Regions from separate parts of the Homo sapiens genome. Here region 2 is linked to region 1. Evidence: read pairs that join two places in POLR2A ChIA-PET (ENCODE). Cell type or tissue: PC-3. All regions are shown on one strand. Links, peaks and the distances in the headings refer to the core of each region. The heading gives the core; the rest is flanking DNA.

The links. Peaks named below come from ENCODE experiments on the same cell type or tissue, not always from the same donor. Only the 100,000 strongest peaks of a DNase experiment are listed, where the experiment ranks them.
Region 2: POLR2A ChIA-PET joins it to region 1 with 19 read pairs; 2 of 35 experiments call an interaction of 5 or more read pairs at or near these places.

What each region holds. Positions count from the first base shown.
Region 1 is chr12:110,555,328-110,570,765 of GRCh38, forward strand. All of the region lies in intron 1 of PPTC7 (protein phosphatase targeting COQ7), which reads right to left. Among named protein-coding and RNA genes, the nearest start is that of PPTC7, 20 kb to the right of the region's middle. In PC-3, for the core only: no CTCF peak of the experiment used is centred there; DNase peaks (open chromatin) are centred at 10,244 and 10,754; H3K4me3 peaks cover 409 bases; H3K27ac peaks cover 2,201 bases.
Region 2 is chr12:109,442,200-109,457,637 of GRCh38, forward strand. It overlaps MYO1H (myosin IH), which reads left to right. Exons shown (of 32, transcript NM_001101421.4): 27 at 18-73; 28 at 1,315-1,450; 29 at 2,014-2,084; 30 at 2,233-2,330; 31 at 3,314-3,413; 32 at 4,960-6,180. The coding sequence ends at 4,983. It overlaps KCTD10 (potassium channel tetramerization domain containing 10), which reads right to left. Exons shown (of 7, transcript NM_031954.5): 5 at 15,431-15,438; 6 at 13,919-14,114; 7 at 6,456-9,614. The coding sequence ends at 9,396. Among named protein-coding and RNA genes, the nearest start is that of KCTD10, 27 kb to the right of the region's middle. In PC-3, for the core only: no CTCF peak of the experiment used is centred there; no DNase peak of the experiment used is centred there; H3K27ac peaks cover 880 bases.

The DNA of each region.
Region 1 (15,438 bases), core at 3,263-11,262:
GTAATAAAAACTCTGGGATTCGTTTCAAAATATTTAAGGGGTTGAAGGGGGAGTGACAGAAGCACAGATGAAAGAAGACTGGCCATGAATGGATCGTTGTTGAAGCTGAATAAGAAGAACACCCATCTCTCTACTTTGATATATATTTGAAATTTTCCATAACACAACATTTAAATAATAACAATGATAACAAGTTTAAAAAGAAAAAAGACCCTTTTGCCTGCTGTGTGGAGAGCAAGAGCGGAAGGAGTTTAAGTAAGAGATCCATTTCATAGTCCACTCGCAATCTGCTGGCAGTGTGGTTAGAGGCGTGCAGACATTTGGTATCCATGAAACAGAACACGTGGATTGAGGGGTGAGGGAAAGAGAAGCAACCGGGCTAACTAGGGATCTATCTTACAAGGAACAGCACATTTCATTGTTTTTCAAGGAGTTGTGAAGAGGTTTGGGAAACTTATATTAAAAGAATTTAAGATCATTTCAATAGGAACTTCTTTGGAGAAACTCTTATTTTACTAGGAGTAAGATTTCACCATAATTTAAAACACAACAATTTATGTTAAAACACAGAATATAATTATAAGCCTTGCAACACTATCTGATGAATCATTCATTCTTTTCAAACCACTGCCTGCTTCAGGGAAGAATTTCTTCTTAAGTAGTCTCTGGTACAACTACAATTAACTTTAAATACAAATTGGTTTCATCTGCAAATGCTCTTCACAAGAAAACCATTAAAATCTAAGATAACGTTTAGAGTTGATCCTCGATCCTCGCACTCACTAAATAATCTGTCAGCAGGTTGAGTCTGACCTGACACAGCCCTTCAACATTAATCAGATTTCTCCCAGAATACAGCACAACCTTTTGGGCACCTGTTTGCTTTTTTACACGGGCAAAGGATGCCAAGCAAAACACCACTGACCAAATCTCTTTAGGGGAGAGAGAAATTCAAAAAGCATATAAACTCTTCAATAAAGCTGCAGGGAAAAAAGCCTTAATACAGTGCATATATATAACTAAATTATATAAGGGGAAGAGTTGTATTTGGGATGAGAATCAGACTAAAACTAGAATAACCTACTACACGTACATATGAAACCTAATTTTATTCATATTAGGTGGTTGTTTCTACACAGAAATTAATATGTCCTCTATTGCATAAGCAAAAGCTTCAGACTGCAAAGAGCAAGAATACCCTTTAAACAGTGGAACTGATCCAGATATAAAGGGAAATTTCATTCAGAATACATGTCAAAGGTAAAGAAAACTGTTAAAGGAGAAATTGCTTAAGATCCCAAAGATGTCAGGAACACAACTATCAAACAGCAAAGGATAAGAATAAGAATACCCTAAGAGCAAATGGAGGCCACACGTGGACCACCACATTGTGCATGCTGCGCTAGGAAATAAGACGGCTGAGAAAGCCGGTCTCTGAGAAGCTCCCCTGCTAGTGGGGTGCTAGACTTCTCACAGAGAAACCAGACAAACGGCTCCCATAAACACTGCTGCAGGAGGGTCAACAGCCAGTGGTTAGTGCTTACGGACACCACGAGAATGCAGCGCCTCAAGAACAGTGCCAGCCTGCTCTGAAAGTGGCATTCGGATAGGCCCTGGCAGGGGTCAGCCAGATTTCCACGGCAGGGAAGGATAACAAGAGGAAAAGAAAGGCAGACAACTAGATGCTGGGGCTTGGGTGAGCAGGGAGAAGCTGAAAAATGAAGGGCAGTAGCGAAAGTTGTAGAAAATCAAGAATGCCAGTTCAAGAACTCTAAAGTTCTTTATGCTACTGACCTGTGCTGTCTAACATGGGAGCCACTAGCCACATGTGGCTATTGAGTCTAAAATCTCACTTGTTTGGATTGAGAAGTGCTTGCTATGAAGTGTAAAATACATTCTGGATTCCAAAAACTTAGTACCAACAAAAGAAAAACTAAAATGACTTAGTAGTAGTTTTGTTTTCTTTTAAGAGATGGGGTCTCACTCTAGCCCAGGCTGGAGTAGTGGCCTGATCATAGCTCACTGCAGTCTTGAACTCCTGGGCTCAAGTATTCCTCCCACCTCAGCCTCCTTAGTAGCTGGGATTACAGACACACCCTGATACACCCCGCTACTTTTTTTTTTAAGTTTTTGTAGAAACAGGGTCTCACTATGTTGTCCAGGCTGGTCTCAAACTTCTGGGCTCAAGCAATCTCACACCTTGGCCTCCCAAAGTGCCGAGATTATGGGCATGAGCCACAGGATCTGGCCAAGTTTAACACATATATTAGGCATACTCAAGAGGTTAACAACGATAATAAAACAGAATAATTATAACAATATACTATAATAAATGTTGTGTGAATGTGGTCTCTGTCTGTATTATTGTTAGGTAATGTGGGTATATTAGTCCATTCTCATGCTGCTATGAAGAAATACCTGAGACTAGGTAATTTATAAAAGACGGAGGTTTAATTGAGTCACAGTTCTGCATGGCTGGGGAGGCCTCAGGAAACTTACAATCATGGCAGAAGGGGAAGCAAACACATCCTTCTTCACATGGCAGCAGGAGAGAGAAGTGCTGAGCAAAGGGGGAAAAGCCCCTTATAAAACCATCAGATCTTATGAAAACTTCACTATCACAATAGCAGCATGAGGGTTTATGGGGATTATTATGGGAACTACAATTCAAGATGAAATTTGAGTGGGGACAATGCCAAAACACATCAGTGGGTAATTGAAACCTCAAATAAGAGGGAACTACTGTTTCTGGATTTGGGGAATTAGAAAATATTGATTAGATTATTCTACAGTTGGCAAGGGTGTGTAAATGCCTTTAAAAGACATTTAATTCTGTCTTGGGTATGTCAAACTTCAGGTGCCAGCAGGGCATCTTTGTGGAAGTGTTGTGTATAAAGTGAGGAACTATGAGTTTGCGGCTGGCAAGGCAAGTTGGGGCCAGAAAATCTGAGAATTGATACCTTAGTGGTAGGGTATCCAGTTTGTCAGAATGATATAATCTCTATGGAGGTAGAGAGAAGTGAAGCTAAAAAGGAGGCTGAATTAATGACTAGAAGGGCCTTGAATGCCAAGATAAAGAGGTTGCACCGAATATAGAAGCTATTTCCTTTAATTCACTGTAATCATCTTATGTCTCCATTAATAACATTCTGTGAGCACACATCTAGCTTAAGTGTTTCCCTTGACCCAAAATCCAATTAAAATCACTATTAGATTAAGATAATGGTTACATATCAGAAATAGCTGAGCAAAAGATTGAGAAGAGACCATAGGGCACAGAAAAATCCTTTAGTGTTTTTGTTTGTTTTTGTTTTTTGAGACGGAGTCTCGCTCTGTCGCCCAGGCTGGAGTGCAGTGGTGCGATATTGGCTCACTGCAACCTCCGCTTCCCAGGTTCAAGTGATTCTCCCGCCTCAGCCCCCCAAGTAGCTACCACGCTCCGCTAATTTTTTGTATTTTTAGTAGAGACGGGGTTTCACCGTGTTGGCCAGGATGTTCTCAAACTCTTGACTTCATGATCCGCCCGCCTCGGCCTCCCAAAGTGCTGGGATTACAGGTGTGAACCACCGTGCCCAGGCTAGTTTTATCTTTTCAATGGAAATGTCAGTTTTATGAAGCAAAACGAGCAATTAGAAAATAGTTACAGTATTTATGTTTTTACAAAGTATTTTATTAAGTTTTCCATAGACTGATGCTTTTTCCCTTTTTCTTTTTTTAACAGCATCCTGCTCTGTCACCCAGGCTGGAGTGCAGTGGTGCAAACACAGCTCACTGCAACTTTGAACTCCTGGGCTCAAGGGATCCTCCCACTTCAGCCTCCAGAGTAGCTATGACTACAGGAATGCACCAACACACACAACTCATTTTTTTAAAAATTTTTTTTGTAGAGATGCGGTCTCATTATGTTGCCCAGGCTGGTCTCAAACTCCTGGGGTCAAGTGATCCTCCTGCCTCAGTCTCCCAAAGTGCTGGGATTACAAGCACAAATCACCATGCCTGGTTTCTACAGTTAAGAGTTAAAAAGGGAAGCAAAAAGAGTAATTCTGGGTGTCTGCCATCATTAAGTGTTTATAAGAAGAAAAAAATTTTTTTTTTTTTTTAAGAAATGGGGTCTCGGGCCCAGCGTGGTGGTTCACGCCTGTAATCCCAGCACTTTGGGAGGCCGAGGTGGGCAGATCACTTGAGGTCAGGATTTCAAGACCAGCCTGTCCAACATGGTGAAACCCCGTCTCTACTAAAAATACAAAAATTAGCTGGGTGTGGTGGTGCGTGCCTGTAATCCCAGCTTCTTGGGATGCTGAGGCAGGAGAATCACTTGAACCTGGGAGGTGGAGGTTGCAATGAGCCAAGATTGCATCACTGCACCCCAGCCTGGGCGACAGAGCAAGACTCAGCCTCAGGGGAAAAAAAAAAAAAAAAAAAAGAAATGGGGTCTCACTCTGTCACCCAGACTGGAATGCAGTGGTGTAGTAATAGCTCACTGCGGCCTCAAACTCCTGAGCTCAAGAGATTCTCCCATTTCAGCCTCCTGAATATCTGGGACTACAGGCATGTGCCACCATACCCAGCTATTTATTTTTTGTAGGGATGGGTCCTCGCCATGTTGCCCAGGGTGGTCTTGAACTCCTAGGCTGAAGTGATCCTCCTGCTTCGGCCTCCCAAAATGCTAGAATTACAGGAATGGGCCACTGAGCCCAGCCAAGAAGAAAATTCTTAAGCAATTTTCATTTTTCTAATTAACATGTTTTTGTCTTTGCCAAAATGGTATAACCATGTAAAATGGTAGTTATGACCAGGCGTGGTAGCTCATACCTGTAATCCCAGCATATTGGGAGGCTGAGGTAGGAGGATTGTTTGAGCCAAGGAATTCGAGACCAGCCTAGGCAACATAGCAAAACCCGTCTCTACAAAAAAATTTAAAAATCAGCCAGGGATGGTGGCACACACCTGTAGTTCCAGCTAAACAGGAGGCTGAGGGTGGGAGGACTGCTTGAGTCCAGGAGGTCAATGCTGCAATGAGCTGTGATCACACTACTTGCACTTCAGCCTGAGCGACAGAGCGAGACCCTGTCTCAAAAAATAAAAAATAAAAAAAGGTAGTTATAACCAAATGATAGCTATCTTAAAAATCCTATCTTCCCAATTACACAGTCACCTAACTGTGTAATTGCAAAAGGCTTACTATAAGAAAGACTTCTGAACTAGTCAAAATCAGCAAGAGCGTCTCCAGTCCTGTCCTCCATTAACAGCCATCAACATGATGTTGCAATTATTTTAAACCCCTCCTACTGCACTCATCTTCAGACTGACATGCAGTTACCTACAAAGCAAACGTTTTCTAGAAGAACGCGATGCCTAGAGAATAAATACTAAACTTCAATTTTAATATAAGCATCAATGAAGAAAAACAATTTGATTTTGTCCAAAAATGTATTTAATGTACACTCTGGAAGAATTTCAAATATTAAGTAGTATCCAAAGGTAATAGCTTTATTCCTTGCATCTTTGATGATCTCAAGGCATCTTACATCAAGCCTCGCATTCCAAAGAAGCATACTGGCTCTACATGGATTGTCTTTCCATCAGTGAAACACATCTCCTGCCTACTAGGATGGGTACTTGATAGTGAGTTGAAACTCTAGAGGAGAAACTGAATAAGAATCTGGCAGGATCACAATAATTGAATAACAGAAGTATCAGGAGACCCTCTGCACTCTAAGGAATAAGGGTATCTGCTTTTACAGACTTTCTGCAGTAAGGGGCCATCTAATGAGAAAGGGGGCTAAGCAATATTTATTGCAGTACGACAGGCATCTTTTCAGATGCTGAGGCTTTTCAAAGACTTTAGTGTTCTCAGAGCCAGCCTCATTTGTCTAAAGACATCACAGCATGAAGCACTGTAACTAGAAAAAAAATGAGATCAGAGTAGAAACTCAATTTCCTATCCAATGGAACAGATCACATTTATATCAACATTTCTTTTTTTTTTCTTTCTTTCTTTTTTGAGATGGAGTCTCACTCTGTGGCCTAGGCTGGAGTGCAGTGGCGCAATCTCAGGTCACTGCAACCTTCGCCTCCCAGGTTCAAGTGACTCTCCTGCCTCAGCCTCCCGAGTAGCTGGTATTACAGGCACCCACCACCATGCTTGGCTAATTTTTCTATCTGTAATACAGACATGGGGTTTCGCCATGTTGGCCAGGCTGGTCTCAAACTCCTGACCTCAAGTGATTGCCCCCCAACACAGCCTTGGGCTCCTAAAGTTCTGGGATTACAGGCATGAGCAACCGCATCCAGCCTATATCAACATTTCTTAAACCTCAACTATTTGGGCACTTAAGAACGCTCCCGACGGGGTGCAGTGGCTCATGCCTGTAATCCCAGCACTGTGGGAGGCTGAGGCGGGTGTATCATTTAAGCTCAGGAGTTCAAGAGCAACCTGGGCAACATGGTAAAACCTCCGTCTCTACTAAAAATACAAAAAATTAGCCAGGCATGGTGGCACACACCTGTGGTCCGAGCTGCTTGGGGGACAGGGGTAGAAGGATCACTTGAGCCCGGGAGCTGTGATCGTGCCACTGTACATGAGCCTGGGTGACACAGCAAGACCTGCCTCAAAAAAAACCCCAACAAAACAAAAAACACTCCCCTGTGATTCAAGACTGTGAAATGTTGTATCTGCAAATAATTATCCCAAACGGAGAGTCGCTTGAGCCAGGAGGTTGAGGCTGCAGTGAGCTATCACTGTGCCACTGCAATCCAGTCTGGGTGAAAGAGCAAGACACTGTCTCTATTTTAAAAATGAAAAAAATTAGCCATGCCTGGTGGCGCATGCCTGTAGTCCCAGCTACTCGGAAGGCTGAGGCAGGAGAATCGTTTGAACCCAGGAGGCGGAGGTTGCACAGGGAGCTGAGATCGCACCACTGCACTCCAGCCTGGGCAACAGATTGAGACTCCATCTCAAAAAAAAAAAAAAAAAAAAAAAAAAAAAATCCAAAATGAATGAAAAGCAGGATGACTGAAAAAATATATTCAACAAATATATTCTGTCAAGTTATACAGAAAAATGTCATGTGCTTTTTGACTAACAACAGTCCTTTCAGTTCTATGGAGGTAAAATTATATAGATTATGCTGCACTTCCTGTTTTAACAAGCAAGTGAAATACTCCCTTTGCAAGAAGTTTCCGGCCCAGTGCAGTGGCTCACACCTATAATCCCGCACTTTGGGAGGCTGAGGTAAACAGATCACTTGAGGTCAGGAGTTTGAGACCAGCCTGGCTAACATGGTGAAACTTCATCTCTACTAAAAATACAAAAATGACCCAGGTATGGTGGCGCATGACTGTAATACCACCTAGCTGGGTAACTGAGGCAGGAGAATCGCTTGAACCCAGGAAGCAGAGGTTGCAGTGAGCTGTGATTGAGCCACTGCACTCCAGCCTGGGTGACAAAGCGAGACTCTGTCTCAAAAAAGAAAAAAGAAGAGGAAAAAAAAAAAGAAGAAAGATGTTTCTGGCCAGTCGCGGTGGCTCATGCCTATAATCCCAGCACTTTGGGAGGTCGAGGCGGGTGGATCACCTGAGGTCAGGAGTTCGAGACCAGCCTGGCCAACATGGCAAAACCCTGTCTCTACTAAAAATACAAAAATTAGCTGGACTTGGTGGTAGGCACCTGTAGTCTCAGCTACTTGGGAGGCTGAGACAGAATTGCCTGAACCTGGGAGGCAGAGATTGCAGTAAGCAAAGATTGCGCCATTGCACTCCAGCCTGGGCGACAGGGTGAGTGAGACTCCATCTCAAAAAAAAAAAAAAAAAAAAAAAAAAGAAGAAGAAGAAAAAAGAAGTTTCCATTCCACATTAATCACAATGAAATCTGTGTCTTTTGATTCTCCAGAGATCAAGACTACGTCAAGAACAAGATCTCTAAGCAGAAGTTAATTCAAAAGTGAAGGTAATGAAGCTCAAAGGATGGACTGAAAAGTTCAACCCTGTAATAAAACATGTGAAAATGGCCGCATGAGGTGGCTTACGCCTGTAATCCCAGCACTTTGGGAGGCCAAGGCAGGTGGATCACCTGAGGTCAGGAGTTCAAGACCAGCCTGGCCAACATGGTGAAACCCCATTTCTATTAAAAATCAAAATTAGCCAGGCGTGGTAGCACATGCCTGTAATCCCAGCTACTCAGGAGACTGAGGCAGTAGAATCCCTTGAACCTGGGAGGCAGAGGTTGTGGTGAGCCGAGACTGCGCCACTGCACGCCAGCCTGGGCAACAAGAGCGAAAATCTGTCTCAAAAAAAAAAAAAAGTGTGAAAATGGAAACTATAGGCAAAACTCAAACAACAAAATCAAAGCTGTAGTAAGCGGTTCATTTTGTGTTTGAGAATTCCAAACAAAATAGTTAGCTATTCCTTGCTAGCTTAGTAATTATGAGACAACTTAAGAATTAATCAAATTAATGAGCCTCCACATACACTTACACCTATGTCTAGAATACTTCATTAACTAGAGAAGATAATTTCCAGACTATTCTGGGCAGTTGCCTTGTCTTAAAAAGCAGTGAAAAGTGCTGACATGAGGATTAGGAAACAATTGTGTGAAGGCAAAGAAACTTAAAGTCATCCTTTTAAAAATAAAAATGTTCTTCCTTTAACTTCAATAATTCTGTTTAAATACCAATACTTAATGTGGAATTATCTATTCTGGCTCAACTGTGGCTTGGGAACTTGTGCAAATTACAAACTTGGTATGAATCACTGGTCTGCCTTCCACAAACTGCAGAGTTGAAGGTTAAGTTACTGAAAAGGTCACTTCACTCCTTTCTGGCCTGCAACAGTATCTTCCTCAAATGCCAAATGCTGTTAGCAATGTTTCTGGACAGGAGGAGGCAACAAACAAATCATCTGGGAGGTCATACTTATTGTAAGTTATGAATAGCAGAGACAGGGCACTAATTATGTTACAGAAGTAAGGGCCTCTATTAAAGCTGTGGCTTCAGTTTGTTTTCAGGTGTTAGAAAATGTCACATAATACCAAATAATTCAAAAATTAAGTAAGGAAGTAACAAGCAATTAAGACCAGCTATCTGATATATGCCTACTTGTACTGGCCCTTTAGGCTGGGGAGAAGATTTTCCTTCTGTTTATAATTTACAAGATTAGATCTAGAATTCTTGTCAACCTGATATTTATGACAAGCCATATATCCTTGACCTAACCCCAAAGAAGATACTATTTACCCACTGCTTTCTTCACCCTCTATAAAAATAAGGGCTGGCCTTGACTAAAATAGGCACCCTCTGGGAGAGGTCTATAGTCACATGCGGCCTGGCACAAATGTAACTTTTTTTTTCCTTTAAACGAGAACATCATTCCTTTGAATAGCCTGCCAAGTGTAGAACTGTCTCTTAATTTCTGAACACTAATTTATATACACATATATATACACGTATATATATACATACACGTTATATATATATACACGTATATGTATATGTGTATATATACATACACGTTATATATATATACACGTATATGTATATGTGTATATATACATTGTTTTTTTTTTTTGAGATGGAATTTCACTTTTGTCGTCCAGGATGGAGTGTGATGGCACAATCTTGGCTCACTGCAACCTCCACCTCCTGGGTTTAGGAGACTCTCCTGCCTCGGCCTCCTGAGTAGCTGGGATTACAGGCACCCGTCACCATGCCCGGTTCATTTTTTGAATTTTTAGTAGAGACGGGGTTTCACCATGTCAGCCAGGCTGGTCTCAAACTTCTGACCTGAGGTGATCCACCCGCCTCAGCCTCCCAAAGTGCTGGGATTACCCACCACGCCTGGCCTATATTTTTTACTCTATACATTGTTCAACTAAGTAATGATCTTTGAGTAGTAGGACAATGAGTACTTTTTTTTTCTTTTTCATACTTTTTTTGTTTTGTTTCGTTTTTCAGACGGAGTCTCGCTCTGTCGCCCAGGCTGGAGTGCAGTGGCATGAACTTGGCTCACTGCAACCTCCGCCTCCCAGGTTCAAGCGATTCTCTGCCTCAGCCTCCTGAGTAGCTGGGATTACAGGCGCCCACCACCATGCTGGGATAAGTTTTGTATTTTTAGTAGAGACGGGGTTTCACCATCTTGGCCAGGCTGGTCTTGAACTCCTGACCTTGTGATCCATCCCGCCTTGGCCTCCCAAAGTGCTGGGATTACAGGCGTGAGCCACCGTGCCTGGCCCATACTTTCCAATTTTTTAGCAATGAGTAATGTTACTTTCATGGGAAGGATGACAAGAACTATTTATGTAAATCAGGTAAAAACCACATTCTATACTCACATTTAATATTAAAACTATTCAAAACATTCTATTGGACATTTACTGTATGCAAGACACTATGGTGAAAGGGAGCTAAAGATTTATATGTAATAAAATATTTCCTGCATATGGGAACTTAAAATGAAGTGATGATTTTGGTTGGGGAGGACAGTTTAGGGAGATTCAAGATATATGACTATAATAAAGTAAAATATGCACCAATAAAAACAAAAGCAAAGAAGGTCAGATTATGCATAGCTGAAGGAATCAAAAGGATTAATGAAGAAGTGTCTGAAATGAGCCTTGAAGGATGAAAGAAAATGAGTTGTAGGAGAGGAGGCTGACAAGACAGGCATTTTGAGCAATTCCCTAGGATTCTGACTTACATGAATAAAGTACAAGTCATAGCAGGTGAGGGTTCCAAGAGCAGGGAAACTTGACCTCCAGGTAAATGTCTATTACATTCATGCCAGGAACCTCTCACCATTAATCAGCGCAAACAATGCAGTGCAGAGCTTACGGCATTTAGGAGTCCCTGGAAGGAAAGGCTGGCCTGAGGCTACCAAACTCAACAAGGCTTGTTAAGTTTTTGTTTTAACTAATAGTTAACAGTTAAGCAAAACCCCTTAATTAAAACAAAAGCAATAGCTAATAACTAAGTAGAAGTCACAATCAGCCAAAATCACCTCCCTAAAAGAAAATCTAAAATGATCTTTTCTAACTGGAAAGGCAGTGTGGGATACTGAGCAAGGACACAGGCTCTGGAGGCAGATCTGGGTTCAAACTCCAGCCCCAGAACAAGATGTGCTAAGCATGGCCTTGGGCAGCTCTCTGAGCTTCAGTAGCTTCACCTGTGAATGGAGTCGTATCCTCGATTTCACAGGGCCGGTGTGAGGAACGAGGATAACCTCTTCAGAACATCTACCAGTGCTCCGCTCACAGCCAACATTCAGCAAGTTAGAGTTATGCCTATCTCTAAGAAAGGCTGGCGAGCAGCAAACAGACCAGCCTAGACTGCAGCAATCAGAAAAAAAAGAGTCTTTGACCCATGTTTGTAGGCTGCCAGCTCTACAAACACTAGTCTGTGGTCACAACCAAAAGACAATGCCCACTCAGAGATAATGCATAAAAGATAAGTAGTCCATTCAGCTCTTTCAGTCACACATCCACCACCATTCAATATTCCATTAAACATTCAATAGTAACATTTTCAAGTACTAATAAACATATATTTGTCTCCAAAAATAACAAGGAAAAAAGGATTTACCTGCACTTTGAAAAGAATATTTTCCCCAGAAGGACTCTGAAGTAACCTTACTTAGCAAATACTTCAGAGCCTGCTGCCTCCTGTGTCAGGATTCCAACTCAAAGATTTCTCATTTTACATGGGAAATCCTAAAACTATGAGGAATACATACATGGGCCTAACCATTTTCTTCGTCACTACAATAATACCAGTGCCTTTATAGCGATCTTCCCTTCTCTTTTCTTCCCCTGTACATTGTGAGCCTCCAAAGGGCTGAGTCTCACACAGCTAACCGTTGTTTCATCCCCACTGGCTGGCCTAGTACCTGGCTCAATGATTCCCCACCCTTGCTGCACAATGAGATTACCTATGGAACCCCAGCCCTACTCCCTGAATCGGTGTGGCCAGGGTGGGCCTAGGCCTCTCAGCACAGGCGATTCTAATGAGAATCAATGGTCCAGCTGGATGGAAGCATTCCACAAGCCTGATGGTTCTGCCTGTAAAATGCCTCTTGTACCAAGCAATCCCATTTTCTGTTCCCAAACTTGATCCTTCCTTTTGCATTTCCCACCCTAATTAATGGCAGCCCAGCTACCCATACATACTTCCAGGCTTAGAACCCTTAAGGCATCTTCCAAGTGCAAAACCTCTAACTCAATTTCCACTCCTCTTTCTCTTTTATCCTCTGACCAATTATCACCAAGCCTACCATGAGTCTGAAGCTCAACTACTTCCCACTGCCCTAGGTAAAGCCCTTTCTAGCTCAGACAATTTCAGTAGCTTCGTAACTGGTCTTTTGCCTCCTGTTCTCCCATTACACCCTCTGTATCGATTTGTTTTTTACAACACTGCAATGTCCATGTTACTCCTCTAGTCAAATACCTTCCATGTAATATGTATTTATTTGCTTGTATATGTGAAATATTCTTTAGAAGGATACACAGAAACTAGTACTGGTTGCCTCTTGAGAGGACTTTGTAGCTTGGAGACAAGGGTGATGAGACTTCACTGTGCACTCTTGAATTCTGAACACCTTTTAAATTCTGTACCATTTGAATGTGCTGCCTCTTCAAAAGCAAAGACCTCTTTCTACAGCTTCCTCCCCACCCACCCCCCAAAAAACAAACCAAACCAAACAAAAAACCCACCCAATTCCTTAACATGATAATTTAGTCTCAGTCTATTTTCTAACATCAATTCTCAACACTGACCCCTATGCCGACCCTACCAGCCATGAAACAGCTGTAGTTTTGGGGATCTACTTTGCCTTTGCTGAGCCCTCAATCTGGAGTATTCCCATTCTTCTCATTTGCCTCAGCTTACTGAAAAACCCTTCTCTTAAGGCCTGACGTTGTGCCCCTACAATCTCATGCGTTTTTTTTTTTTTTTTTGAGACGGAGTCTTGCTCTGTCACCCAGGCTGGAGTGCAGTGCCGCGATCTCGGCTCACTGCAAGCTCCGCCTCCCGGGTTCACGTCATTCTCCTGCCTCAGCCTCCTGAGTAGCTGGGACTACAGGCGCCTGCCACCACGCCCGGCTAATTTTTTGTATTTTTAGTAGAGATGGGGTTTCACCATGTTAGCCAGGATGGTCTCGATCTCCTGACCTCGTGATCCGCCCACCTCGGCCTCCCAAAGTGCTGGGATTACAGGCGTGAGCCACCACGCCTGGCCCTCATGCATATTCTTTCACACCAGTCCTGTGCATGTTTGCCTTCCCCACAGGACTATGAAACATCAGGGTTGAAGTCTGTTTTGTTCATTGGTCTTTAAAACAACTGTCAGGGACTAATAGGAAGCAACCAATAAACAATGAATTCAGCTGACCACACTGAAAAGTTAGAACACCAATATCTGGTATACAAACTTTCAGCCAAAAACTCCAAAGGGATTGAACCTAGTAATGGATCCTAGCGTTTCACAAGGTGTCATTCCCTGGGTCAGAACTCGCTACAAGATGTTCCTCTAACAGGCCATTCAAAGAGAAGGCTGCCAGGCAAGGTGGCTCAAGCCTGTAGTCTCAACTACTTGAGAGGCTGAGGCAGAAGGATGGCTTCAGTCCGGGAGGTCGAGGCTGCAGTGCACTACAACTACACCTGTGTAGAGAATAGCTACTGCACTCCAGCCTGGGCAACACAGCAAGACCCTGTCCCCGCCCCCCCCCCTCAAAAAAAGCCAGGTGCAGTGGCTCACGCCTGTAATCCCAACACTTTGGGTGGCCAAGGTGGACAGATCACTTGAGGTCTGGAGTTCAAGACCAGCCTGGCCAACATGGTGAAACCCCATCTCTACTAAAAATACAAAAATTAGCCGGGCATGGTGGCGGGCACCTGTAATCCCAGCTACACGGAAGGCTAAGGAAGGAGAATTGCTTGAACCCAGGAGGCGGAGGTTGAAGTGAGCGGAGATCACACCACTGCCCTCCAGCCTGGGCGACAGAGTGAGACTCTGTCTCAAAAAATAAAAAGTAAAAATAAATAAAAATAAAAAAAGAGAAAGAGAGGGCTGAGCTGATGGAAAGAGCATTAAAGAAAAGTCTGGAGATAACACTGCTCCCAACTTTCTTTGCCACTAACTGGACCTAAGACACTGGTCAGATCGTTTCTCTAAGCTTTAGTTTCCTCATCTGTGAAATGAGGGGCAGGAAGACACAGTCTCTCTAGAGTCCCTTTCTCGGATCCAAGACTGTGGGACTTATAAGTCACACTGCAGGAAAAAAAGAGCCAGTTTAAGAAACTTTATAAACAAAGGCTAACAAATAAGGCTATCCTGTCTTCATTCACTTAGGAAAAGAAAACAAAACAAATAGGGCTATACTTTGCATTTCACATACAATATTACATTTACTGCATGAACTAGTTTTGAAACAAAGCCTTCATTTCTGGCTTCCCAATTTATCTCTTGTCCTTATTGCACTGCCACATGTATATTTCCAGTGAAGTTTCAATAATGATTTAGAGAGTGGAAACAGTGCCCCTTGTCCTTTCACTTTAGTTTTAAACACCTAACTAAAATGTTGGCAAAGTTTTTCTTAAAGCCACTAACAAACACCTCAACCACTTTTCAATCTGAAATCCTAATAAAAGAATAAAAGATGATGGCCAAGCACAAGATCCTGGAACAACAACAACAACAACAAAGATGGTTATAAATTAGTATTTGTGGGGAAAAGCAAGAGAGATCAGATTGTTACTGTGTCTGTGTAGAAAGAAGTAGACATGGGAGACTCCATTTTGTTATGTACTAAGAAAAATTCTTCTGCCTTGAGATTCTGTTAATCTATAACCTTACCCCCAACCCCATGCTCTCTGAAACGTGTGCTGTGTCAACTCAGAGTTGAATGGATTAAGGGCGGTGCAGGATGTGCTTTGTTAAACAGATGCTTGAAGGCAGCATGCTCCTTAAGAGTCATCACCACTCCCTAATCTCAAGTACCCAGGGACACAAAAACTGCGGAAGGCCGCAGGGACCTCTGCCTAGGAAAGCTAGGTATTGTCCAAGGTTTCTCCCCATGTGATAGTCTGAAATATGGCCTCGTGGGAAGGGAAAGACCTGACCGTCCCCCAGCCCGACACCCGTAAAGGGTCTGTGCTGAGGAGGATTAGTAAAAGAGGAAGGAATGCCTCTTGCAGTTGAGACAAGAGGAAGGCATCTGTCTCCTGCCTGTCCCTGGGCAATGGAATGTCTCGGTATAAAACCCGATTGTATGCTCCATCTACTGAGATAGGGAAAAACCGCCTTAGGGCTGGAGGTGGGACCTGCGGGCAGCAATACTGCTTTGTAAAGCACTGAGATGTTTATGTGTATGCATATCTAAAAGCACAGCACTTAATCCTTTACATTGTCTATGATGCCAAGACCTTTGTTCACGTGTTTGTCTGCTGACCC
Region 2 (15,438 bases), core at 3,246-11,245, 1.1 Mb before region 1:
TCTGGTTCCCTCTCTAGATGAAGGAGACATTAATCCGAAAGTGCTTCAGCTAATTAGCCATGAGAAAATCCAGGTAAGGCGATGTGTGTCCTCAGTCTCAAACAGGATTCCCTCATCGAGTCTAAGAGCAGGGTCCCCTTTCTCCATAAAGGGCGCACTATTTAAATGCAGGGGTGCAGCTGGGCAGCTGGGGCTCTCAACTGTGATGCTTTGGGTATTAACTAAGATGATGGGGAACAAATGATGATTAGATAATGGCTGCTGTTCTCATGACACCTCCGTCACCCTAGAAACTGTCTTGGTTTGCTTTCCTACAAAATTGAATGAAGTGTAGCCATGAACTTAATCACGAAACACCCCCTTATTGGTGAGAGGCAGTGTGGCATAGTGCCTGGGCACTGACACTTGCTTTGAACGTAGCAGCCGTGAGATCCTGGGCAGGTCACTTAAGCTCTTGGTGCCTCTGATCTTCTGTGAATGAGGATGATGGGTTTACTGAGAGGATGAATGAGTCGGTGGGCGAGAGGTGCTCAGGCTGCTGCCTGGCACGCAGCAGCAGGTGAAGCCCTGGTGATCGTGTGTGCCAGTGTCTGCTCTTTTTTTTTTTTTTTTTTTTTTTGTTCCCTGGGGAATAGAAGCCACTGTGACTGGATTGGATTACACTGTGGCTGTGAGAGTTTTCATCTCTGACCATCAGAGCAGACCTGCAAGGCAGGCAGCCATAGCCTTGACTTCCTCAGAGGGCAACGCAGGTAGGCAGAGCTAGGGATCCAAATCCCCATCATGCAGAGAGCCAGGAAAAAAAAAAAAATATATATATATATATATATGTGTGTGTGTGTGTGTGTATATATGTGTACGTATGTGTGTATATATGTGTACGTATGTGTGTATATATGTGTACGTATATGTGTGTATATGTGTACGTATATATGTGTGTATATGTGTACGTATGTGTGTGTATATGTGTACGTATGTGTGTATATGTGTACGTATATGTGTGTATATGTGTACGTATATGTGTGTGTATATGTGTACGTATATGTGTGTGTATATGTGTACGTATATGTGTGTGTATATGTGTACGTATATATGTGTGTATATATGTGTACGTATATATGTGTGTATGTATGTGTACGTATATATGTGTGTATATACACACACACACACACACACACACACACACACACACACATACACGCAAAATCTGTTTGAGCTTTTCTAAATGCTTGACATCACTTTACCGGTGTCTGAGTAGCAAGAAACTCGGTACTCTGCCCCACCTTCCCTGGTGAAGTCACCTTCCCCTTGCAGTATGGTGTCCCGGTCATTAAATATGACAGAAAAGGCTTCAAAGCACGGCAGCGGCAACTCATTCTTACTCAGAAAGCAGCTTACGTGGTGGAACTTGCCAAAATCAAGCAGAAAATAGAGTACTCAGCTCTCAAAGGTAAGAAGTGGGCAATCTTTAAAACAATGCACTGAGTTGACTCAACTACTGGAAAGCCCAGTAATGAAGCTCCCAAATGGGAAACACAAGTGTAGGGTGCCCATAAACCCCGGGGTAGTGATGCACACCTGTAGTCTCAGCTACTCGGAAGGCTGAGGCAGGAGGATCACTTGAGCCTGGGAATTCGAAGCTGCAGTGAGCTATGATTGTGCCACACACTCCAGCCTGGGTGGCAAAGTGAGACTCTGGCTCAAAAAAAAAAACAAAAAACAAAACCATCTGCCCTCCTCCCCTAGCGTTGCCCAGCCTGGACTGCACCCTTATTCTGGCATAAATATTAATAGCACCACTTTACTCAAGTACCCAGGTTGGGCAATAGTCTGCTTCCACGGTGATCAGAGCCCACTAGCAGGCTAAGATTTCTAAAGTATGCCCTTCATCCTTCTGGGCCCAGCTAGGAGAATGAAGTGTGGTGTTGGGCAGCCCCTGGGCGTATCTCTTCTTCCTCTGTACTAATGTCAAGCTCTCTAGTTCTTGGCTCCTAACTCTGGATCTGTCTTAAGGTGTCTCCACTAGCAATCTGAGTGATGGAATCTTAGTCATTCATGTTTCACCAGAGGACAGCAAGCAAAAGGTAATTGACAGCCACCAGTCTCTACTAAAAGACAGAAACAATACACTGCCAAAATGTTAAGTTGACCACCGTGAAACTTCTCTATTGGAGTGTCTGTTTCTTTAAGCTGTGAATACTGAAATTATGCCTTGTCTCCTCCCCACCCCAGGGGGATGCCGTTTTGCAGTGTGGACACGTGTTTGAAGCAGTTACTAAACTCGTCATGCTGGTTAAGAAGGAGAACATTGTCAATGTTGTTCAAGGAAGGTAGGTGGCTTCATCTTCAGCTCAGGAAGTAATTCAATGTTAAAATGTTTATTAAGGCCGAGCGTGGTGGCTCATGCCTATAATCCCAGCACTTTGGGAGGCTGAGGTGAGCAGATAACTTGAGGCTAGGAGTTCAAGACCAGCCTGGCCAAAATGGTGAAACCCCGTTTCTACTAAGAATACAAAGATTAGCCGGGTTTGGTGGTGCACACTTGTAATCCCAGATACTTGGGAGGCCTGAGGCACGAGAATCCCTTGAACCCAGGAAGCGGAGGTTGCAATGAGCCAAGATCACACCACTGCACTCCAGCCTGGGCAACAGAGATAGACAATGTCTCAAAAAAAAAAAAAAATTACAGATCGGGGAAGATGCAAATATTGTTTTCACTCCTGCTTGCCTCCTGCTTCCAACGTAATCAAGCACCATCTCTACCAGTAAGGGGTGAGAAGCCTCTAGTGTTACATCCTCGCCCCTTCCCATAAGTAACTTTTTTCCGTCTTCATCCCTGGGATCTTGGCCTTCAGAGAAATGAAGTCAGTGAAGGCAGGATATCCTGGAGAGCTGTTTCTTTTCCCTCATCCTGTGCTGTTCCAAGTTTTAACAACCAGAGCACATTTGTAGGTGGAATAAGGAGAGAGAGTTGAGTGCTTTGAAATGTGTTGTCTTTGTGTTGCTGTACCTGAGGGAATACTCAGCCCCTCAGAGTTTCAGTGTGATATGGAAGTAGTTCCATAGACATCAACTGACCCTTTGAAGAACTGAATGTGCTCATTTGATCTCATGGTAACTACAGAAACATGTAAGTTGCCCAGCTGTGGCAACAGCATTCTTCCTTTCCTCAAATATGCAATAAAACACTGTAATAAAACAGGAATTTGATCTTGAAACTAGTAGAATTTAATAAGTGAATTTCTTCTGTAGACCAAAGGTTGAGAGAAGAAAATACAGTATGTCAGTAATGTGTCACTTTGTGTATTTTAAGTTTACAGTTTTTTATTAGTCCGGGAAAAGAAGGCACAATAGTTTTCGACACTGGACTGGAAGAACAAGTCTATAAAAATAAAAATGGACAATTAACAGTGGTGAGTGGCCGTCTCTGGGAGGGAAGTAAGCCGTTTTAGATGAGAATATAAGTTAAAGTTCTACCAATTTCAGTCCTGTAGATTGACTGGAATCATAAGCTATTAATAGTTCATTTCTGCCCTCTATTCCTAATTCTACATCTGTAAGACAGGAAGAAACTGATATAGAGATACACACATCTAAACACTGAATGAGAAAAGAAAAAAAGCTTAACCATCCTTGTCAGTGAACCAGAAGCTGACATGAGACACTTCCCAAATAGCAGAGTCTAACTTTTCACTGGATAAAGGCTTCACGCTTATTACAGTTATCCATAACTATCCATAACTTCCCCCCACGTGGAAATCAATGCGCTTGTGTCCCACCCAGATACTGAGACTTAATTGGTTGGAGGTGCGGCTTAGGCTTCAGGATGCAAGAAAATATAAACGTAAGAAAAATATGTAAGAAAGAAATGTGTAAAAAATATGTAAGAAAATATAAAGTTGCTTTTTGGAATACATGTGTCAAAGGCTGCCCATGTTAATACCTTTGGTATAAAATGGATCTAACAAGCACAGAGGTTTGGGAACCATGGCTACGTTAGGGAGAAGTCTAGCCTGAGCACACAAGTACGCTGCCTTCCCTGACTGTGCCCATGCTGGGCTGAGGGTCCCAGTGGTCCTCGCTGGCTGCTAGTACACGGAGCTTGTTTTGATCCAGTTTTGCTGAAAACGACATGTTAAAAGCAGAGGGAGCTGAATCTTTAAAATGTATCTTGTATTATAGGAAGAATTTTGATACAAATTAATTAAAAAATGGTCTGTGAACATGGAGTGTCTCATACACATTTAAATTTAAGTGGATTTACCTATAAAGTCATTTTGCAGGCCCGGCGCGGTGGCTCACGCCTATAATCCCAGCACTTTGGGAGGCCGAGATGGGCAGATCACCTGAGGTCAGGAGTTCGAGACCAGTCTGGCCAACATGGTGAACTCCGTCTCTACTAAAAATACAAAAATTAGTTGAGCATGGTGGCACATGCCTATAGTTCCAGATACTCAGGGAGGCTGAGGCAGGAGAATTGCTTGAACACAGGAGGCGGAGGTTGCAGTGAGCTGAGATCGCACCACTACACTCCAGCCTGGGCGATAGAGTGAGACTCCATCTCAAAAAAATAAAATCATTTTGTAGATATAAAATAATTGCCCCTAGACACAATGAACTCCTTTGGGGACAAGTTAAAATAAGGATCATTTTGGATGTAGACTATAAGGTGTCTTTTTAGTTTACACACTGTCTTAAAAGTGACACCCCAGAGACTGTGTCTCTCTCCTCTGGAGTCACACGGAGTCCATCTTCCTCCCTGACTGGTTCTGGCTGAAGAGGCTGACAGGCCTCGATGAGCCAGTTTCTAAGTCTGGCTTGTCTCATGGGAGGTGGCACTGGCTTCTCACAGGCCCTCCACACCCACCTTGCTAATGGTGACAGTTGAGGTGATAACTGTTTCCTTTTGCGCAAAGGGAGCGGGGAAGGGCTGTAAACCGAAGTGTGACTCTCTCCCAGGTGTCAGTCCGGAGGAAGTCCTGATAGAGGATGACGTCTGACCTCTACCATCGCCATTTTTGCTCCAACTGAGGAAACTACAGGGGAAGTGGGGATTGGATCCAGTTAGCTACCTCTTCAAGGTACCAGGCCCGCAGCACTAACAGATCACATCTGAAGAAACTGAGGGGCGTTAGGCCAAAGCCTAATCCCAGCTCCTCAGCTGCCCCATGGCACCTTATTTAAAATGTCACCTTCTGGAAGCAGACCCCAGGTCACCCGAAGGCGCAATTCTAAACACCCTCGACAGGATCTATGTTCAGTGCGCAGTCCAACGTGTCATTAGAGGGTGGGCAAGATTCTCTACCTCTGTCAAGCTGCCCTGAGACATGATGAAATACTGTGTACAGCAAGTTCTCAAATAACATTTCGTTATATGTTGATAAGACATCTGATTCCTGGGCAGGGCCACTGTCTGGGTGGAGTCTGTATGTTCTCCCCATGTCTCTGGGTTTCTTCTGGGTGCTCTGGTTTCCTCCCACGTCCCCAAGGTGTGTGTGTCAGGTGCACTGGCGTGTCTATGCGGTCCCAGTCTGAGTGAGTGTGGGTGCGTGAGCCCCGTGAGAGGAGGACATCCTGTCCAGGGTGGGTCCCGCCTTCTGCCCTGAGCTGCTGGGATTGGGCTCTGGCCATCTGCAACCCTGAACGTGCAGGTTGGAGAACGAATGAATACAAATTTTATTGTAAAATAAAAATGTATATAAAGCATATGAGCACACAAATGGACAATAAATGCCACAGCGCAAAAGCGTGTAGCGAGCCTGCCACGCTTGTGACTGGGGAGGGGCTCCGTATAATCTCACCTTTGCAAGCGTTTATTTACTGATGTATGCGGCCACCACTGTGACCACCATCACTTACCGATTCACCAAAACTTAGGTAATATGGTCTTATTTTTGATTTAATTAAATATACGTGTAGCTCATGTATTTCACAGTTTAATATGAGAAGTGCTTTGGTCTTTATTTAGAAATTGGGTGATGTTTTTGTGCCCAGCAACATGCTGTAGGAATTTAACTCTTGTTTACATCCATTAGCCTCATGGTTTTGCTTCAAGTCTCAGCTTCCAAGAACCTATCGATGACTTACTGTGCATGGTCTGAGACTAAGTAAAGGAAATTTCCTAAAGCTGTGAAATTTGAATTTTGCTTTAAATAAATGGAACTCACATGTGTCAAGGGATTGGGTTTGGTGAACTGAAGCCCTCTGCCCCATAATAGCAAATCAGTGGTAACACCAGCTGATTCACTTTTTCATGAGCCAGGCAGCCTTTGACCCCAAGACTTCCTTTTGGTGTTTGAATTCAAACAAACACTACAGAAACATGACTGTCTTTTCCCTTCCACCTGGAGCGACTTTAAGGGGCTGAGGCAGAACGTGGGGGCCCTGCCTTTGTTGTAAACCGATTTTAGGGGCCTGGTTATGCCGGGCATGCCTGAAAAGAGCCAGAAAACAGAAGCATTTTATGACTTTTATTTTACATGTCGCCAACGTTTGTACAACATACAGTGGCTACATCTAAAACTTTGAGCATTTTTTTATGGCGCAAAGAGACAGAAAGGTTAATGACACACTTAACTGTTACAGTGACTTTGGGTAGGGCCCTAAAGACAGCACACGCTCCAGAGGGCGGGCTGAGTGTTGTTCACACTTGGGTCCTGAATCGCTGTTGTAAGGTACAGAGACACACTTTAACTGGGGAATGGGGTCCCCACACAGTGATCGCCCCACGGGAGGGTGACAGAATATGCCAGGAATTGTCTTGGACATGGGCCCCAGTCACCACAATCAGATGGCTTATTTGAAACAAACAAACAAAAAAAACCCTTGATTACGACACACCAAAGCTGTTCCAATTTGTAAAAAACTGTAGTTATTACATTGCAATGAAATCTCTTTACCAAATCTTGGGCCAGTGTTTTACCTGGATAGTGCTTACATTATAAATATTGGTTTTTGCCCTTAGTGCTAACATAAGAAAAATCAGTTCCTTGTATACTCAATAACAGAGCTTGGACCAGCCAATGCTGTCTATTCACTCATGGCTATAATGCAGCCGACAGAATTGTTCACCATGGAATGTTTTATAAACCTGTTCATATTCCAGAGAGACAAAGACTCAAAACTACAAGTGCAAAGTTGGGTAGAGAGAGCTGCCAGAAACACTAGCTCATTAGGCATAGAGGCCACAGCAAATCAAATTGTTCCACAAACTCATTCTTCACACAAACATTTAAAACACTATGCAGCCAGGTGTGGTGACTCACACCTGTAATCCCAGCACTTTGGGAGGCCAAGGTGGTCGGATCACAGGGTCAGGAGTTCAAGACCAGCCTGGCCAACATGGTGAAACCCCATCTCTACTAAAAATACAAAATTAGCTGGGCATGGGCTGATGGGTACCTGCAATCCCAGCTACTCGGGAGGCTGAGGCAGCAGAATCGCTTGAACCCAGGAGGCACAAGTTGTGGTAAGTGGAGATGGTGCCACTACACTCCAGCCTGGCCAATAGAGCAAGACTCCGCCTCAAAAAAAAATTTATACAATGGCTTTTCCATTTTCCTGGCCAACATTCACTTCGACTTTCTAAAAAAGCTCAACCCAAAAGAAAGACAGGGTTGGTGTTTAACACTTAAACAGTATAAAATATTTACGAAACATTTTGTAAGCCCTCTTTCCTTAGCACTTAATAAAATCCAAATGGCCTAATATAAAAGTTTCTCACACGACAGTTTAAAAAGCATCTGCCCAATACACGATTTTGACATTCAGTCATGATTGTTTTAAAGTTTTATTGTAGACTTTGCTGTTGGATACAAAATGAAGGCATACAACTGTCACAGGCAGGGCAGTAAGTACAAAGTCTAAGCTGTAAAAACCGTTTGAAAATATAAACTCGTTTTTGGAATACATGTGTCAAAGGCTGCCCATGTTAATACCTTTGGTATAAAACGGTAACGATTCCCTTGACAAACCCATCCATCACCTGACGCACATTCACATCTCCTGGTAACTACTCTACCTAGTCTAGTCTCAACCACCCCTGTCAGTCACGACTCACTCCTGTTCCTTTGCAGGTGCAGAGGAGCCTGGGAGGTAGGTCACTGAGAACACCCGTCCTACATAGGCGCTGCGCCCAGCCGGGCTCCAGCAGGGGCCGCCACCTGTGCCCCACAAGCACACGTCCCCACCCACAGTCACACATATCCCTTAAACAAACATGAACACAGACACAAACCAGACCCAAAGTTATCTATCTACCCGCACATCCTCAACCTGTTCACTGCTGGCCACTCTACACTGTGTAAAAATCAGAGGCAAAGACAAGGGGGTCTGTGTTTATAGCAGGGAAGCTCCCTGGGGCTGGTGGTGTGAGGGTGTCCCTGCCTGGATGCCAGGCTGGGAGGACAAAGGGTATGGGCCACACTGAATTTCTAAGCAAAATGACTTAGAAAGTTAGCCCAGCTTCATGGGGAAGGAGGCTGAAGAGGAGCGGGATCCCAGGGAGGGGTAGTTTATGAGCTATGCCTGTCACAGGGTCAGATGGCCTTCCTGGAGTGGAGTCGGGTCAATCAGGAGAACAACTGGACGGGGCTGGAGTTGGGGAAAGAACCAGAAACAGAGCTGGACACTTACTGCCATGGAAAGTTCTGCTCCTACGCAGACATATGGGGTCCCAGTGAGCACCAGGCCAAAGACCAGCCCAAGGTGGCAAAAGGCTTGATCCCTAAACAAAGCCTTGCACCCAAAGTTGCACTGGTCTCAACGATTTAGACGCTCATTCAGCCATATTTCCACTGCCACAAGCTGCAATTATCAACAAGCTCTAGGCCCAAAGCCACATGGCAGAAAGCACGTCTAGCAAAGCAGTGGGGATTGTGCCCGGGCCAAACACACAGGAACCAGGAGTGGACCTGCTGGGGCTGGAGGATTATGAAATAGGAAGCAGGGAGCTCAGATACCTCTGGTGGCCTCCAACTGCAGGACAACTCTCAGAATTGTCAAACTGAACCCTTAAGGGAGTGTCACCCAAAAAGCCCACATAGGAAGTCGACACCCACAAAAATAAATATTGCAAACAAAAGTTCTCACATACACTTCACACTCATTCATACTTTTCCTCTGAGAACCGAGAAAGCCTGGCTCCAAAGAGTCTCAGATTCTCATGAAAAGTAGAGATCTTAGACACAGCTTGTTCAACGACAGGGGTCATACGCCTGGGTCAAGACAATCAATTTGCCTTGTCAAGCAATACCAAAATAATCATCTGGCTTGTTACAAAAGTATCTCCAGGCTCCAAGGGAAGCAGAAGGGGCCCGGCAGCCTGCACAGGATCTGGGTGTAGCACGGCAGGGAGTGGGGGCGGTGAGAGGAGGGCGGCTCGGTCTCTTGCCTGCTCACTGGTGGAGGTGGGCCCGGTCATCAGGGCGCTTGATGTGGATCCTCCGCACGCGCTCGATCCGCTCCCGCTCCTCGTCCTCGTCCAGGTGGTGGGAGCGCCCCGCCGCCCCGCCTGTGGCCTCCAGGAGCGCATTGTCAGGTCCCCGGCCATCCTGGGCCTCATACAGCAAAATGTTCAGGGTCTCCTCATAAATCCGGGCTTCGGGAAACTCCACCTGTGTTCCCACAGTATACAGGGCAGGTAAGTTATGGCCCACCCCCTCTGCCAACACCTGGACTTTAAGCAGGGCCGCCAGGCTAAATCAGGCCCCTGGGATTCTGCTGAAGGCCACCAGTATTATTTTTAAATAAACTGATATTTTCAATGGCAACACTTACATGTGGTGCTAAATGCACAGAAAATCAAGGGGATGCAGAGAAACAGGTCTCCCTGCCCCTAGTTTCCCTTCTTAAAGGTACAGTTTCTCATCATTTTACCCTCTCAAAGATTCTGTGCATGTAAATATGTGTAATACACATATTTATTCACACACTTCAAAAAACACACAAGGTGGCCCACCACACAGAGTTGTACATGTCTTCCTCTTGTGCCTAACTTAACCTAGAGATCATTCTGTATCAAGGAATTATAAATACGACAATGCAATTAACCATACTTGGATGGCCATTTAGGTCAGTGCTAATATGCTTCTCCTAACAGAGCTGCAACCTTGCACAGAAGTCCTTCCACACCTTAAAGCAGTCTCTAAAGCAGTTTTTTGTACAGGGTCCAGCTGGGGACTCCCACGAAATGGGCATGAGCCCTTCTGCTGTTTGGCAAATCATTGTGTTTGCTCATTGCCCTTCAGGGTTAAGGTGTGATGAACAGGAAGAGGGCCACATAAGCAGGTCCCACACATTTGATCAGACTAGACTCCACTTTCAGGGTGGAATTCGGAGGTTCTGGGAAAAATGGAGCAGGCACACTCTACCCCGTCTTCCTCACTGACACTACAAAGCCAGAATGGGATGCACACAGCAGCTAACTGTGGACTCAGAAGTAAATCATGGCAGGCAGATGGGGGAAACAACAGAATTTGGAGTAATGCCCAACAGTGAGTTTACTGTTTGCTGCTGCCAGCACTGATGCAGCCTGAAACCCTGAAATGGCACCAGGACAGAAGACCTCCAGAAGGTCTCTAGTGGCCAGGGAGGCCAACAGAGTCTAACAGGCAGAGAGGCTGGGAGGAAATCCTGGTTTTCTTTCCTTTTTTTTTAAAAGATATGGGATCTGGCTAATTAAGCTTTAAAATTTTAAGACTTCTCATTTTTAGAGCTTAATAAGGAGCAAGGGGATTTAGAGACCACATGGTCTGATCCCAACTGTTTCTTGATTCACAGACCAGGTTCAGGAGTGGCGTGTTCTTGTGTTTGTGAAGCTGGTTAGGGGCAGAGCCAGGACGGGAGTCCAAGGGCCTCTTTCTTTTCTCTTTTTTGTTTTGAGAGGGAGTGTTGCTCTGTCACCCAGGCTGGAGTGCAGTGGCACAATCATAGCTCACTGCAGCCTTGAACGCCTAGGCTCAAATGATTCTCCCACCTCAGCCTCCCCAAGTAGTTGAGACTATAGGCATGCATCACCATGCCCAACTAACTTTTTGTAGAGATGAGTGTGTTGCTATGTTGCCCAGGCTGGTCTTGAACTACTGGGCTTAAATGATTCTCCCACCTCAGCCTCCCAAGTAGTTTAGACTACAGGCACACACCACCATGCCCAGCTATTTTTTAAAAAATTTTTGGTAGAGACAGGGGTGTTGCTATGTTGCCCAGGCTGGTCTTAAACTCCTGGACTCAAGCAATCCTTCTGCTTTGGCCTCCCAAAGTGCGGGATTACAGGTGTGAGCCACCATGCTCAGTCCTTTTCTTTATTTTCTTGCACCCAGACCTGAGCATTCCTGTGGCAGCAACCAGAGACTGCAGGAGTCAAAACTCTGAGGGAAGGAACCTTCTTTTCTGATGAGAAGAGCTGTGGTCTCAGCAGGATTGGGAGAATCTGGTTGCTTTTTCTATCTTCATGCTCCTGGGCCCAAAATACAGGCATGGTTACAGAAAGTGGGTGGCAAAGGGGGAATAACCAAACCCCCAGCTTTCTGGCTGGCCGATCAGAGAAGGGGACTCCAGGGAAGCTTAGAGAACTGCGGAGAAGAGGAGCTTGAGAAAGCAGCCTGTGAAGTTGTATATGAACTCCTAGACCCACACCCAGCTGCAAGATCTACCCCTAAACTGCATACGCAGACTGAAAGAACTGAATGCTGCAAGAGATACTGCCCAGGACAGACGGGCCACAGCATGGCACACAGCTAGGACAGATTTGAAGGCTTTGAAAATCAAACTGTCACCGCAACTACAAACTACAGAAGGCTGGTTAGAGCTTGCAGCCTGAGCCCAACTGGGTCAATTGCCTGCTAAAACAAAAACATCAATGTTCTCCCTAGGATTTAAACAAGGCCTGGAGTCCTTTAACAATATTCAAAATGTTTAGGATACAATCAAAATTTCTCAATACACAAGAACCAAGAAATTCTCAACTCCTGTGGGAAATAACTCACAGATGCTAGCGCCAAGGTGACACAAGGTTTTGGAATTACCTGACAAAGACCTGGCAGCAGCTATTATTAACCTGTTCCAGTAAGTAAGGGCCAATGCTCTTAGAGCAAATGGAAACATAGGGAGTCTCAGCAAGGAGACAGAAAAACCAAATGAGCACTTGAGAACTGACAAATACAATAACCAACAACCTCAAACAAAAACACAACTTACCAGCAGGGCTCAATAACAGAGTGGAGATGAGACAGGAGAGGAGAGTGATATGGGCTGGGTGCAGTGGCTCATGCCTGTAATCCCAACACTTTGGGAGGCCAAGGTAGAAGGACCACTTGAGGCCAGGAGGTCGAGACCAGCCTGGGCAACATAGTGAAAGCCAGTCCCTACAAAAATAAATAAAATGAGCCAGGTGTAGTAGCATGCACCTGTGGACCCAGCTACTCAGGAGGCTGAGGCAGGAGGATCACTTGAGCCCAGGAGTTCAAGGCTGCATTGAGCTATGATTGTGTCACTGTACTCAAGCCTGGGTGACAGAGCAACACTCTCTCTCAAAACAAAGAGAAAAGAAAGAGGCCCTTGGCTTCCCATCCTGGCTCTGCCACTAACTAGCTTTACAAACACAAGAACATGCCACTCCTGAACCTGTCTGCTAATCTAGAAACAGTTGGGATCAGACCATGTGGTCTCTAAATCCCCTTGTTCCTTATTAAGCTCTAAAAATGAGAAGTCTTAATCTTTTAAAGCTTAATCAATATGGTGACTCTCCTCTTACTACCCAAGGGCAGAGGCAGCCCAGGTATATTTTTAAAAAATCAAACCATGACAGAATGGGGGTCTAATTACAGGAAGAATTCACAGCCCTGAAAAAAAAAAAACAGTTCACAGGAGAAAAGGGGCATGATGTCTTGCCAATGTGGAGAGAGAGGCAGATGATTCTGGTTCACCCCCTGCCCCCGGGATCTTTGAAAGCAAAAAGAACCTCAGTGTTTAGCACTTCTTGGCTACCTTAAGAACAATATCTATTCTTTTAGGATAGATTTTGAATGCTTAGGAATAAAATATGTTGTCAAATTCATCCTGTGAGTGCTGGGGAGGAGGAGTAGATACAGACTGAGTGAGAGTGCCCAAGCTGATGGCCCTTGACGTGGCGTGATGGCACAGGGGAAATCACCACACTATAATTCTGTGTATGGCTTCAATTTTCAATAATAAGTTAAAAAAAAAAAAGACTCTGGTTTCTACTTTGTGATGTGATGATTTCTTCTCATTTGCTTTTTGTTCGAGGTCAGCTACAGAATCATGCAGAACTGTGGCCCCAAAAGCTGCAGGGACAATAGTAACCTGGGTAAGTGACCTACAGGCTCAGGCTCTTAAGACTCCTGTGCAAGGGTGACAAGAGGCATGACCGTCGGCCCACAGCAGACCTGCTGCATGTCACTGGATAGCCAGAATTCCCTTAGACACGTTAAAGAAATGACAGAGTGTATAATGTGAATTAAAAGTTTAAAAAGACAGAAAACCCAATTGCAGAGCCCCAAAAGGGCAGGCAAATTCAATTAAGGGGGGGCCAGATCTCTAGCAGCACTATGCAGAGCAATCCAGCTTTGTGGAACGGCATGGTGGGAGAAGTCAAAGGATAGGTCAAGCCTACTGGTTTGGAGAGGATGATATAAAAACACATCCCCAGAGTCCAGCCCAGTCAGGGAGTCAAGCATGCTTGGAAGGAAGCCAGCAAGGTAGGGAGCTAAAGGAATGCCAGATGAACCCTACATTTGGCTCCTTGCAGGGCCTAAAAGATAAATATTTTAAGGATGAGCAATCACAAGGCAAGCAAAGCATTTTAAAAGCATTTCCCTCTGTATTGGGCTCAAGTGAAAGGAAGTTCTATAGGTGTGTGTTTCAGAACAGCCACTCCAAACTGTCCTCTCGAGGCTCTTACCTTGGTCTGTTTCTTCTCAGTGGCATAGACGATGGAGGTACAACAGACTTCAGCAATCTTCCGGCCCTGACCATAAAAGGACCAGCAGCAGATTTCATCCCCAATAACATCCTTTATGAACAGGACCCTTCCGTTAAAGCGCAGAGACAGCTTATCAAACAGTTCAATGTTTTTCAACATATTGTCGTCAGAATTGCTGCAAAAGAGCATTTGATACGGTGACCACAAGCTGGTAAAAACTGCCATCATTTGCTGGGCCCTTCTACACGCAGGGCCCTACTGAGCCCACTTTCTCCACTACCTCATTTCAACCTCACAATAATCCCATGACAAAGGCACTCCAATCTCCATCACTCAAGAAGGAAAGTGAGGATCAGAGAAATTAGGTAATTGCTCAAGGCTGAACCTAATAAATGGCAGACACGCCCCCCAAAAGACAGCCCTGGCCCCTAAGCCTGAGTGCTCCTAACCATTGTGCTTGAGTGACAGCCTCTGGGCACAGGCACCAGGTGGAGGAGAGCACCTCACCGAGCCCCAAGAGGAGCAGAATGGCACTGCCCAAGGGAGACTCTATATCCTAGGTCTTTTTAAAGATCTTGAGTAACCTGATTAAATCCTCCCTGCATCCCTCAAGTTCCTGAGTTAGAGCCACATGTTTTCAAGGGCCAAATGGCATTCTAGAAACCTGCATATATTGCTGGTGGGAATGTAAAATGGTGCAGCCACTTTAGAAAACAGTTTGGCAGGTCCTCGAATGATTAAACATAGAATTACCACATGACCCAGCAATTCTGTTCCCAGAGAAATGAAAACGTAAGTCCACATAGAGACTTTGCATGAATGTTCATAACAGCATTACACACAATAGCCAAAAAGTGCAAACAACCCAAATGTCCATCAACTGATGAATGGGTAAAGAAAATGTGGTCTACACTGTGGAATATTATTCTGCCATAAAAAGGAATGAAGTATTGATTCATGCTACAACATGGATAAACCTTGAAAACCTCTTAGGTAATCTCATTATGCTGAATGAAGGAATCTGGTCACAAAAGGCCATATATTATGCAATTCCATTCACATAAAAATGTCCAGAACAGGCAAATTCATCAAGACAGAAAACAGATTAGTGGTTACCTAGGGCTGTGGGGTTGGGGAAGCAATGGTTGAGGGAAAATGGGGAGTGACTGCTAACGAATAGAGGGTTTCTTTTCAGGCAGTGAAAAAGTTCTAAAATTAGATAGTCGTTATGGCCTCACAACTTGTGAATATATAAAAACCACATATTGTGAATATAATAATAACTGTACACTCTAGAAAGATGACTTTTATGATATGTGTGAATTATAGCTCAGAGTTATACCCCTGTATCCATCTGTCTACTTATCTATCCAGGCAGAGAGGTACAGAGGGGTCATCCTCATCTGAAGGTACGAAGAAGAGCTGGGCCTGGCTGGTGTGAGTGGAGGTTTTCCTAGTAAATGGAGCTGTCTTTCCCGGCTGACGCCTTACCTGGTATA